Regions from separate parts of the Homo sapiens genome. Here region 2 is linked to region 1. Evidence: read pairs that join two places in POLR2A ChIA-PET (ENCODE). Cell type or tissue: Caco-2. All regions are shown on one strand. Each heading gives the region's core, and the rest is flanking DNA. Links, peaks and the distances in the headings are about the cores only.

Evidence for each region. Peaks named below come from ENCODE experiments on the same cell type or tissue, not always from the same donor. Only the 100,000 strongest peaks of a DNase experiment are listed, where the experiment ranks them.
Region 2: POLR2A ChIA-PET joins it to region 1 with 6 read pairs; 2 of 35 experiments call an interaction of 5 or more read pairs at or near these places.

What each region holds. Positions count from the first base shown.
Region 1 is chr17:62,167,806-62,173,715 of GRCh38, reverse strand. No RefSeq gene overlaps it. Among named protein-coding and RNA genes, the nearest start is that of MED13, 110 kb to the right of the region's middle. In Caco-2, for the core only: no CTCF peak of the experiment used is centred there; a DNase peak (open chromatin) is centred at 3,161.
Region 2 is chr17:61,694,128-61,700,037 of GRCh38, reverse strand. All of the region lies in intron 17 of BRIP1 (BRCA1 interacting DNA helicase 1), which reads left to right. Among named protein-coding and RNA genes, the nearest start is that of NACA2, 110 kb to the right of the region's middle. In Caco-2, for the core only: no CTCF peak of the experiment used is centred there; no DNase peak of the experiment used is centred there.

The DNA.
Region 1 (5,910 bases), core at 664-5,663:
TGCCTCAACCTCCCAAAGTGCTGGGATTACAGGCGTGGGCCACCACATCTGGCTAACAATGATGTTTTATAACTATGACTATGGATGAATTAGAGGGAAGGGAGTTGAGAGAAGAAAGATGGGTAGATGAGGAGATAGAGAAATAGGGAGATCATTTTGAAATTATCACAATATTCCAGAGATTAGAAGCCAAGATTGATGACACATAAAATTGAATGAAAAGCTTCCAGGTTAATGATGGCAGATCAGTTGGGCTTGATGTACCTTCCCTTAATTTCTTTTGAAAAATGCCTGAAGAAGCCTGGGCGGGTTGGCTCACGCCTGTAATCCCAGCACTTTGGGAGGCTGAGGCGGGCGGATCATATGAGGTCAGGAGTTCGAGACCAGCCTCAACATGGAGAAACCCCGTCTCTACTGAAAATACAAAAAATTAGCCGGACGTGGTGGTGCATGCCTGTAATCCCAACTACTCAGGAGGCTGAGGCAGGAGAATTGCTTGAACCTGGGAGGCGGAGGTCGGTGAGCCGAGATCGTGCCATTGCACTCCAGCCTGGGCAACAACAGCGAAACTCTGTCTCAAAAAAAAAAAAAAATCCTAAAGAAACAAAAAAAAATTGTAAAGATATACACACAAAAAAACAAATCGGCATTGATACTGCAAATTGAAAAATGAAGACTACATGCCAAAATTTTAGGTTCTTTTTCCGGATTGCATCATGATTTGGTTGGACTGAGAAACTCCCAATGATTCTCTTTTGAACCTGTGTCCAAGAATAGAGGAAATATTGACTCATCCTCGCCATCTTACCCGTTATCTTCCTTTACCCCAAGAGGAAGAGGCTGTACTGGCCAGAAAAGCAGAAAGTTATCTCCCAAACACAGAATGACCCTTCTCTAGGGTGACTATTAGGATGGGGGGTGCTGGGGAAGTTGTAGGGGGAAAGAAATGGTCAAAGAGGACATTAGCCATAATTCTTTTGTTTGTTTGTTTTTTGAGATGGGAGTCTCGTTCTGTCGCCTAGGCTGGAGTGCAGTAGCGTGATCTCAGCTCACTGCAACCTTCACCTCCCAGGTTTAAGCGATCCTCCTGCCTCAGCCTCCCAAGTAGCTGGGACTACAAGCGCGTACCACCACAGCCAGCCAATTTTTGTATTTTTAGTAGAAATGGGGTTTCACCCTATTGGCCACAAACTCCTGACCTTGTGATCTGCGTGCCTCAGCCTTCCAAAGTGTTGGGATTATAGGTGTGAGCCACTGTGCCGGGCCCATTAGCCATAATTCTAATGCTTACTTTTTTACGATGAGAATGTATTTCAATGTTGCTTTAAAAATTATTTTATTTTTTGAGACAGGATCTCACTGTGTCACCAAAGCTGGAGTGCAGTGGTGTGATCATGGCTCATTGTAACCTTGCACTCCTGGGCTCAAGTGATCCTCCTGCCTCAGTGTCACAAGTAGCTGGGACTACAGGTGTGTGCCACCATACCCAACTAATTTTTTTTTTTTTTGAGGCAGGGTCTCACTGTGTTGACCAGGCTGGAGTGCAGTGGCATGATAAAGGCTCAATGCAGCCTCAAACTCCTGAGTTCAAATGATCCTCCCACTTCAGCCTCCCATAGTATTGAGATTACAGGTGTGAGCCACTACGCCCGGCGGACATTACTCATTTAATTAAAGATATCATTGGGAAAAACAAAGCTCACAAGTACCTGTGTAGACTTTACTACATTTTTCCACTAACCTTTAGCTTTATTGATCACTTAATAATCTTTGCCCGGGTTTCTTGCCATGCTAGAATGGAATACTCTTTTGTAACTCATCTTAAATCCTTGTCTTAGAGTAATGTCCATCTAAGGTTCACGTAGAACTTCAAGATATTTTCATATAGGACTTCAAAGTTCAGGACTTCAAGGTATTTTGCCACCAAAATCTCTGCTCTGGCGTCCCCTGTCACAGCTACTGCCCATGAGGTGACCCTGTCTGTGCCACGTAATAGGGTGTCCTGCCTCAGGTTTCACTTCTTGTTTCTCCCTTCCTTCCTCACAGCTGACACAACAGGAGAGCTCTTTCTGGTCCTCTCCTGGGTATCTCCACACAAGCAGTGCCTGAGGGAAAGGCAGCACTTCAGACAAGCATCCAGCTACCCAGCTACTGGCTCTCACACTGCATAAAATCACCCCATTAGGCCAGGAGCAGTGGCTCACACCTATAATCCCACCACTTTGGGAGGCCAAGGTGGGTGGATCACCTGAGGTCAGGAGCTCGAGACCAGCCTGACCAGCATGGAGAAACCCCATCTCAATTGAAACCAGGAGGCAGAGGTTGTAGTGAGCCAAGATCACGCCATTGCACTCTAGCCTGGGCAGCAAGAGCGAAACTCCATCTCAAAAAAAAAAAAAAAATCACCCCATTAGTCATCAGGAATCTGCCTCTGAGACAGCAAGTTACAAAATCCCCATTTAAACCAGAAACTGTTTTCTTTTTTTTTCTTTTTTTTCTTTTTTGAGACTGAATCTCGCTCTGTCGTCCAGGCTGGAGTGCAGTGGCATGATCTCGGCTCACTGCAATCTCCGCCTCCCGGGTTCAAGCAATTCTCCTGCCTCAGCCTCCTGAGTAGCTGGGACTACAGGCGCACACTGCCATGCCCGGCTAATTTTTTGTATTTTAGTAGAGACAGTGTTTCACCGGGTTGCCCAGGCTGGTCGTGAACTCCTGAGCTCAGGCAATCCACCCGCCTCGGCCTCCCAAAGTGCTGGGATTACAGGCTTGAGCCACCGTGCCCGGCCCAGAAACTCTTTTCTAAAAGGGCCAACATCTCTAGCAGAATAAATATTATCTATAAGCCCAAAACAGGATTTCAGAACAGAATCATATGATGTATTTTTATTACCGCTAAGACGAAAACAAAAAGAGATGGGTTTAGATTTGATAAAAGGAGGAAACTTCTCAAAATATAGATTTTATATATTAAAACAGCTTACTAGAGATTGCCTTCTTTGGGGATCTTTAAACATAGGATAGACAATCGTTCTCTTGAACGATCTGGCTGCAGACCTGCTTGGAAGCCAGAACCAAAATAAATGCTTTTCTGAGGTCCCCTCTGGTTTGTCTAATCTACAACTTGTGACAACCCTTGTCCCCACCCACAGCCTTTATCCCAGGTCATCATGACACGGCAGAGACGTGGCAGTTGATGGGGAAGTGAATGATGCTGGTGACATTTGGGATGACTTTACCATGGGAATTGTGAAGAAATGATTACAGTGCTTTGTCAGTCCACCAACTGAGCAGTTAATGAAAGCAGGCAGCATAGTACAGTCCTCCAGTTATTTCTAAAATTTTGATTAATTGGTCGATCCATTCTTGAACAAACTAAGGAAAATAGTTACCCCACCCCCGAAGAAATAGAGTGAAGCTGTAATTCCAGTCTGAAGGTGATATTGATCAGAAAACAACAAAGATGTTCTTTTCTTCACACTCCTGCATGATGTCCAACTCTTATTCAAAGTCTAATACTGTGACATTTTTTCAAAGTCTTTTTGCCTATGGTATACGTATATTGGAAATTCCATGGGATACATGTGACCACCATAAATCTCATGACATGAATCAGTTTTGCAAGAAATATACCTTTTTCCATTTTTCCAAGACTTAATTTCTCTTTTGCACTCGAAGAGTGTCATTCTGCTACGTGGCAGATATCAAATATTAGTCAGTTTAGGGTTCCCACTGCTCTTTTCCTCTGAGATCTGGGGACTTACCTAGTGGCACAGCATCAGGGTGGGGACAGGTAGTGTCTTGCCGTTGTTCATCAGACCATGCTGGCATCTGCCAACATGTACCACGTCCTATCTGATTCTTCTGTCTTTGGCCCAGGTGGCTATTTTTATTTTATTTTATTATTTATTTATATTTATTTAGTTAGTTATCTCTGAGACAGAGTCTCACTCTGTCACCCAGGCTGGAGTGCAGTGGTGCAGTCTCAGTTCACTGCAATCTCCACCTCCCAGATTCAAGTGATTCTCCTGCCTCAGCCTCCCAAGTAGCTGGGATTACAGGTGTGTGCCACCACGTCCAGCTAATTTTTGTATTTTTAGTAGAGACTGAGTTTCACCATGTTGGCCAGGCTGGTCTTGAACTCCTGGCCTCAAGTGATCCACCTGCCTTGGCCTCCCAAAGTGCTGGAATTACAGGCGTGAGCCACCACACCTGGCCTATTTTATTTTATTTTTATCCTCCTGCCTCAGCCTCCCAAGTACTTTTTTTGGCCTCTTCTAACTGCAAAGCCTCTCTTGATACACTCTTTTTCCCTACTTTCATGGTTCCCTCATCATTCCTGGACTGCAGAAAACTAGGTGGGGTGCATAAGTTCTTGCTCCAGGTCTGTGTTACTCTCAGGTGTGTGGAAAATGTTTTGCTTCAGCTGGGCACGGTGGCTCACACTTGTAGTCCCAGCACTTTGGGAGGCCGAGATGAGTGGATCACCTGAGGTCAGGAGTTTGAGACCAGCCTGACCAATATGACGAAACCCTGTCTCTAATTAAAAAAAAAATACAAAAATTAACCGGGTGTGGTGGCATGCACCTGTAATCCCAGCTACTCAGGAGGCTGAGGCAGAAGAATCGCTTGAACCCGGGAGGCAGAGGTTGCAGTGAGCTGAGATCGTGCCACTGCATTCCACCCTGGGCAACATAGTGAGACTCTGTCTCAAAAAAAAAAAAAAAAAATGTTTTGCTTCTCCCTGAACCACGCTGATGCCCAGGGGGCTGCTTGGAGGCTGCCTCTGTCTCACCTGCTGAGGTGCACAACCCAGATATTCCTTCTGTGTCCTCACCATGGTGGGTGAGAGGACTGTGGCATGTTGAAACCTGCCTGGGCTCTATTCTGGTTCTGGGAATGCATCACAGCTTCCCTCTACCTTGGTTTCTTCATGCCTGTTGGGTATGAGAGGAAGCTGGGGAAAGCCTTTTTTTTTTTTTTTTTTTTTTTTTTGAGACAGAGTATCACTCTGTCACCCAGGCTGGAGGGCAGTGGCACAATCTCAGCTCACTGCAACCTCTGCCTCCTGAGTTCAAGCGAATCTCCTGCCTCAGCCTCCCGAGTAGCTGGGATTACAGGTGCGAGCCACCGTGCCCGGCTTTTTTTTTTTTTTTTTTTTTAATAGAGACAGGTTTTACCATGTTGGCCAGGCTGGTCTTGAACTCCTGACTTAACCTCAGGTGATCCACTCACCTTGGCCTCCCAAAGTGCTGGGATTACAGTCATGAGCCACCGTGCCCAGCCTGAGGAAGTTCCCTGACCCTTTCTTAGGAACCTACTGCTATCTAAACCTTCTTTCCTTCTGATTCTCTCTCTCCATTCCTCCAGCCCAAGTAAACTTTATCTAGTTTCAGAGGTGGCGCTTAGCAATATTCTAAATTGTTCATGCTCTGAGATCTTCAGGATTTGGCTCATACTCAAAAATCCTTTTCTGCTGTAGCAACCCTTTCTCAAGGTAATTAATGTCTCATTGTATAGCTTTCAAGGGGGTATAAAGGAACTACCAGGAATTAGAAACATATCTGTTAATATATCAAAATATGGTGCCAGTACACTGCTGCAAAGGAAATTTAATGATGAGAGGCAGTGAGAATTGGGAGATTTCTTTTTTGTTTTTCTTGAGACAGAGTCTCACTCAGTTGCCCAGGCTGGAGTGCAATGGTGCGATCTTGGCTCATTGCAACTGCTGCCTCCCAGGTTCAAGGGATTCTCTTGCCTCAGCCTCCCCAGTAGCTGGGACTACAGGCACGCACCACCACACCCAGTTAATTTTTTTGTATTTTTATTAGAGATGAGGTTTTGCCATGTTGACCAGGCTGGTTTGAACTCCTGACCTCAGTTGATCCACCCGCCTTGGCCTCCCAAACAGCT
Region 2 (5,910 bases), core at 652-5,651, 470 kb after region 1:
CAGCAAAGAGAACAAAACATGTGCATGGGACAAAGTCTAGGGAGCCAGTCTTAAGCTTCCAAGTGTCCTCTCCCAGTGCAGTTACACAGGACACACTTCCCCGAGCAATGAGTTGTGGCAACATGTGTCAAATATTTCCAATCAGAGGAACTCATTAGCACCCAGGGATTTTACTGGGGCTGGTCATATAGGCAGCCTCTGCCTAGCAGTTTCCAGAAGACTAGACTCTCAAAAGGAGAATGAGTATTCAGCATTAATATATTGTTTACTCAAACAGTTCAGGCACAGTGAGACACTCTTATCAGTCAATCACAGGTACCCTCCTGAATCTAAGTTTTCATTCATCAGCCCAGGAACACCTTTAAACAGACCTTTCTAGGGGTAAACAATCCAACCTACAATGTTAATTCTTCTGCACCAGCATACAATGTTTAAAGATATAATTTATATGACAATAACAACCCAAAGGTGACAGATGAGGGAACAGAAGGACCATTTTTTTGTACTATTGAAATTAAGTTGGCAATTTTCCTGACTAGTTTATTACTGGTTGATATGTTTATTATACTCTTCAACCACTAATAAAAATAAGAAAATATAGTAATGTAAATGACAAGAGAATTAAAATTATATACTGGAAAGTGTCTATTGGAGAAAATGGAAAGTAATGGAAAGACAGAAGAACAAAATACGTAAGGCATATAGAAAGCAAATAGCAAAGTGAGTATTTTACAAAATAGCTGAGTAAATCCTACCTTATCAGTAATTACATTAAATGTAAATGGATTAAATACTCCAATCTAAAGGCAAAGTTTGGCTGAATGGATTGAAAACAATGTGATATATGCTGTCTGCAAGAGAAACACTAGTTTAAAAAACACAAATAGGTTGAAAATAAAATGATGGGAAAAGACATACCATGCAAATAGTAAACAAAAGAGAGCTGGTTTGGTTATACTAATATCAGATAAAATAGACCCTTAAGACAAAAAAAAGTTAATAGAAACAATTAACATTTTATAATGATAAAAGTGCCATTCTGCCTGCAATCCCAGCACTTTGGGAGGCTGAGGTGGGCAGATCGCTTGAGCTTAGGAGTTCAAGACTAGCCTAGGTAACATGATGAAACCCTGTCTCTACTAAAAGTACAAAAAAATTAGCCAGGTGTAGTGGCATGTGCCTATAATCCCAGCTATTCAGGAGACTGATGTGGGAGAATCACCTGAGCCCAGGAAGTTGAGGCTGCAGTAAGCCATGACCTCACTACTTCACTCCAGCCTGGGCAACTGGAGTAAGACCCTGTCTCAAAAAAAAATAAAAATAAAAAATAAAAAAAAATAACAAGTCTAAATATGCAATTATAAACATACAAAGTTAACAAAAAGGCCCCAAAACACATCTAGCAAAAAGCATCAGAAATCAATAATTTAGTAATACTTGGAGACTTCCATACCCTGCTCAATAATGGGTAGAACAACTAGAAGGAAAATCAACAGAAAATAAAAGCCTTGAACAAAACTACAAACCAACAACTACAAACAAACCTAACAGACATCTGTAGCACACTTCACCCAACAACAGGAAAATACGCATTCTGCTCAAGTGAACATGGCATGTTCTTCAGGATAGGCCATCCGTTCATCCATAAAATATAAGGTTCCATAAATGTTAAGAGGTTGAAATCATTACAAGTATTATTTCTGACTACAATGAAATAAACCAGAAATCAATAATGGGAGGAAAAATGGAAAACTCACAAATACATGGAAATTCAATGATATACTTTTAAACAACCAGTGGGTCAAAGAAGAAATCAGAAGAAAAATTGAAAAATACATTGTGATAAATGAAAATGGAAACAATGTCCCAAAATTTTGGGGACACAGTGAAAGTACTACTCCCAGGGAAACTTAAAAAAGCTGTAAACATCTAGGCCAGGCACGGTGGCTCACGTGTGTAATCCTAGCACTTTGGGAGGCCAACACGGGCAGATTACCTGAGGTCAGGAGTTCGAGACCAGCCTGGCCAACATGGTGAAACCCCGTCTCTACTAAAAATACAAAAATTAGCCAGGTGTGGTAGTACATGCCTGTAATCCCAGCTACTTGGGAGGCTGAGGCAGGAGAACTGCTTGAGCCCAGGGGGCGGAGGTTTCAGTGAGCTGAGATCATGCCACTGCACTCCATCCTGGCTGACAGAGCGAGACTCTGTCTAAAAAAAAAAAATACTGTAAACATCTGTATTTTAAAAGAATAAACATCTGGAATCAATAATCTAACCTTCCTCCTTAAGGAATTAGGAAAAAAAAAAGAGCAAACTAAACCCAAAGCGAGGCAATTAAAGGAAATACTAGAAATGAAAAAGGAAATAAATGAAATAGAGAATTCAAAGAACAGTAGAGAATAACCAAGGTAACAAAAGTTGATTTGTTGAAAAGATCAACAAAATTGACAGACCTGTACCAAGACTGACCAAAGAAAATACAGAGAAGTTCTAATTCACTAAAATTAGAAATGAAAGAGGGGATGTTACTACCTTACAGAAATACAAAGGATTATAAGAGAATACCTTCAAAAATTGTGTGATGACAAATAACTTAGATTAAATGGACAAATTCATAGATAGACACAAAATACTGAGAATATATCAAGAAGAAATAGAATATCTTTTTTTTTTTTTTTTTTTTTTTTTTTTTTTTTTTGAGACAGAGTCTCACACTGTTGCCTGGGCTGGAGTGCAATGGCATGATCTCGGCTCACTGCAACCTCTGCCTCCCAGGTTCAAGCAATTCTCCTGTCTCAGCCTCCTGAGTAGCTAGGATTACAGGTGCCTGCCACCATGCCCGGCTGCATTTTTAGAAGAGACGGGGTTTCACTATGTTGGCCAGGCTGATCTTGAACTCCTGACCTCGTGATCCACCTCCCAAACTGCTGGGATTACAGGTGTGAGCCACTGCGACCAGCTGAAATAGAATATCTGAATAGATGTATAACAAGTAAAGATAGAATTTGTCATCAAAACACTTCCCCCCCCCTTTTTTTTTTTTTTTTTTGAGACAGAGTCTCTATCTGTTGCCCAGGCTGGAGTACAGCGGCGCAATCTCAGCTTACTGCAAGCTCCACCTCCCAGGTTCACGCCATTCTCCTGCCTCAGCCTCCCGAGTAGCTGGGGACTACAGGTGCCCGCCACCACACCCGGCTAATTTTTTGTATATTTAGTAGAGACAGGGTTTCACCGTGTTAGCCAGGATGGTATCGATCTCCTGATCTCGTGATCTGCCCACCTTGGCCTCCCAAAGTGCTGGGATTACAGGCATGAGCCACCACGCCTGGCCTTTTTTTTTTTTTTTTTGTGAGACAAAGTCTCACTCTGTCACTCAGGCTGGAATGCAGTGGCGTGATCTCAGCTCACTGCAACCTCTACCTCCCAGGTTCAAGTGATTCTTCTGCCTCAGCCTCATGATCAAATGGCTTCACTGGTGAATTCTACCAAAAATTTACAGAAGAATTTGCATTAATCTTTCATTAACTCTAGCAAAAAATGGGAGAGAAATATTTACCAACTCATTCTATGTGGCCAGTATTACCTGATACTAAAACAAGTAAAATACATTACGAGAAAAGAAGATTGTACAGCAATATTTCATATGACTATAGAAATAAAAGCCATTGACAGAATCAGCAACATACTAAAAGGATTATACACCATGACCAAGTAAGATTGATCCCAGCAATCCAAGACTGGTTCAACATGCTTTATAAAATCAATTAATGTAATACACCATATTAAAAGAAGACTAAAACCACACGATCTTCTCAAGATGCAAAAAAAAAAAAAAAGCATAAAACAGTATTCAACACATTTTCATGATGAAAATACTCAACAAAGTGGGAATATAAGGTTACTTACTTAGCTTTAATGAGGTCATCTATTAAAAGCTCACAGCTAACATCATACTTAATCTTAAAAGACTGAAATGTTTTTCCTAAGTTCAAGATCACGACAGTGATTTTCACTCTTACCACTTCTATTCAATATTGTATTGGAGGTTCTAACCAGGGCAGTGAGACAAGAAGAAGAAAGAAAGGTATACAGATTGGAAAGGAGGAAGCAGAACTATTTTTATTTGCAAATGATATATTACATTCTAAGAAAATTCTAAGAAATCCATTTTTAAAATAACAGAACTGATAGGTTCAGCAAGGTTTCAGGTTACAAGACCAATATTAAAAAATCAATGACATTTTTATTCACTAGCAGCCAAAAATCTAAAAATGAACTTAAAAAATACCATTTAAAATAACATCAGAAAGAAGAAAATACTTAGAAATATACTTAACTAAGGAGATGAAAGATCTGTATACTGAAAACTGCAAGACATTATTGAAAGAAAATTCTAAATAAATGGAAAGAATCCCACGTTCATGGATTAGAAGACTTATCATTAGGATATCAACACTCCCCTATATTGATATAGAGGTTAAATACAATACTAATCAAAATCCCAGCTGACTTTCTGGCAGGAATTGAGAAGCTGATTCTAAAATTATTATGGAAAAGCAAGGAACCCAGAATAGTCAAAACAATCTTGAAAAAGAAGAACATACTAGGAGAACAAACAGTTTTCTATTTCAAACTTACTACAAAGCTACAATAATCAAGACTATGTTGTACTGGCATAAAGACAGATGTATAGATCAATGGGTAGAATTGAGGGTCCATAAACAAATTCATACATCTACAGTGAACTGGTTTTTGACAAGAGTGCCAAGACAACTCAAAGAAAGAATAGTCTTTTCAACAGATGGTGTTGGGACAACTGGATATCTGTGCAAATAATGAAATTAGACTCCTACCTCACACCATATACAAAAGTTAACTCAAAGTGGATCAAAGACAGAAAAAGGCAAAAACAGAGGTATAAATTTTCTTGACCTTGTATTAGGCAATAGTTTCTTAGATCTGCTATCAGAAGCACAAGCAACCAAAGAAAAAGCAGATAAATTGGACTTTGTTACAGTTCAAATTTTTATTCTTCAAAGGACAGTATCAAGAAATGGAAAAGACAACTCACATATGGAGAAAATATTTGTAAATCATGTGTAGCAGGATCTAGTATCCAGAATATATAAAGAACTCTTACAACTTAATAATAAAAAGACAAAATGGGCCATTAAAAATGGACCAATAATTTGAACAGACTTCTCCAAAAAAGGATACACAAATGGCCAGTAAGCACGTAAAAAATGATGTTCAACATCATTGGTTGTTAGGGAAATGCAAATCAAAGCCATAATGAAATATTATTTCACACTTTCTAGGGTAGATATATTTTTAGAAGGGTATACAATAACAAATGATGGTGAGGATGTGGAGATTTTGGAACCCTTGTACGTAGGTGGTGGGAATGTAAAATGTGCAGCTGCTTTGGAAAACAGTATGGCAGTGTTTGAAAAAGTTAAACATAGAATTACTATATGACTCCCCAATTCCACTTCTAGGTGTATGCCCAAGAGAATAAAAAACATGTATTCATATAAAAACTTGTACCCAAATGTTTAATAGCAGCATTATTCATACTAGCCAAAAAGTGGAAACATTAACTTATAAATGAAGTACTGAGAAATGATACAATATGAGTGAATCTTGAAAACATCATGTTCAGTGAAATATGCCAGATACAAAATGCTACATATTGTCTGATTCCCGTTAAATGAAATGTCCAGAATTGGCAACTCTCTAAGGACAGAAAGATTAGTGGTTGCCAGAGGTAATGGGGAATAATTGGGATAATTTGGAGTAACAATTAGTGGGCACAGGGTTTCTTTTTGGGGTGGTGAAAATGTTCTGGGATAGATAAGTGGTATAGGTTATACAGCCTTGTAAATATACCACAAACCATTGCATTGT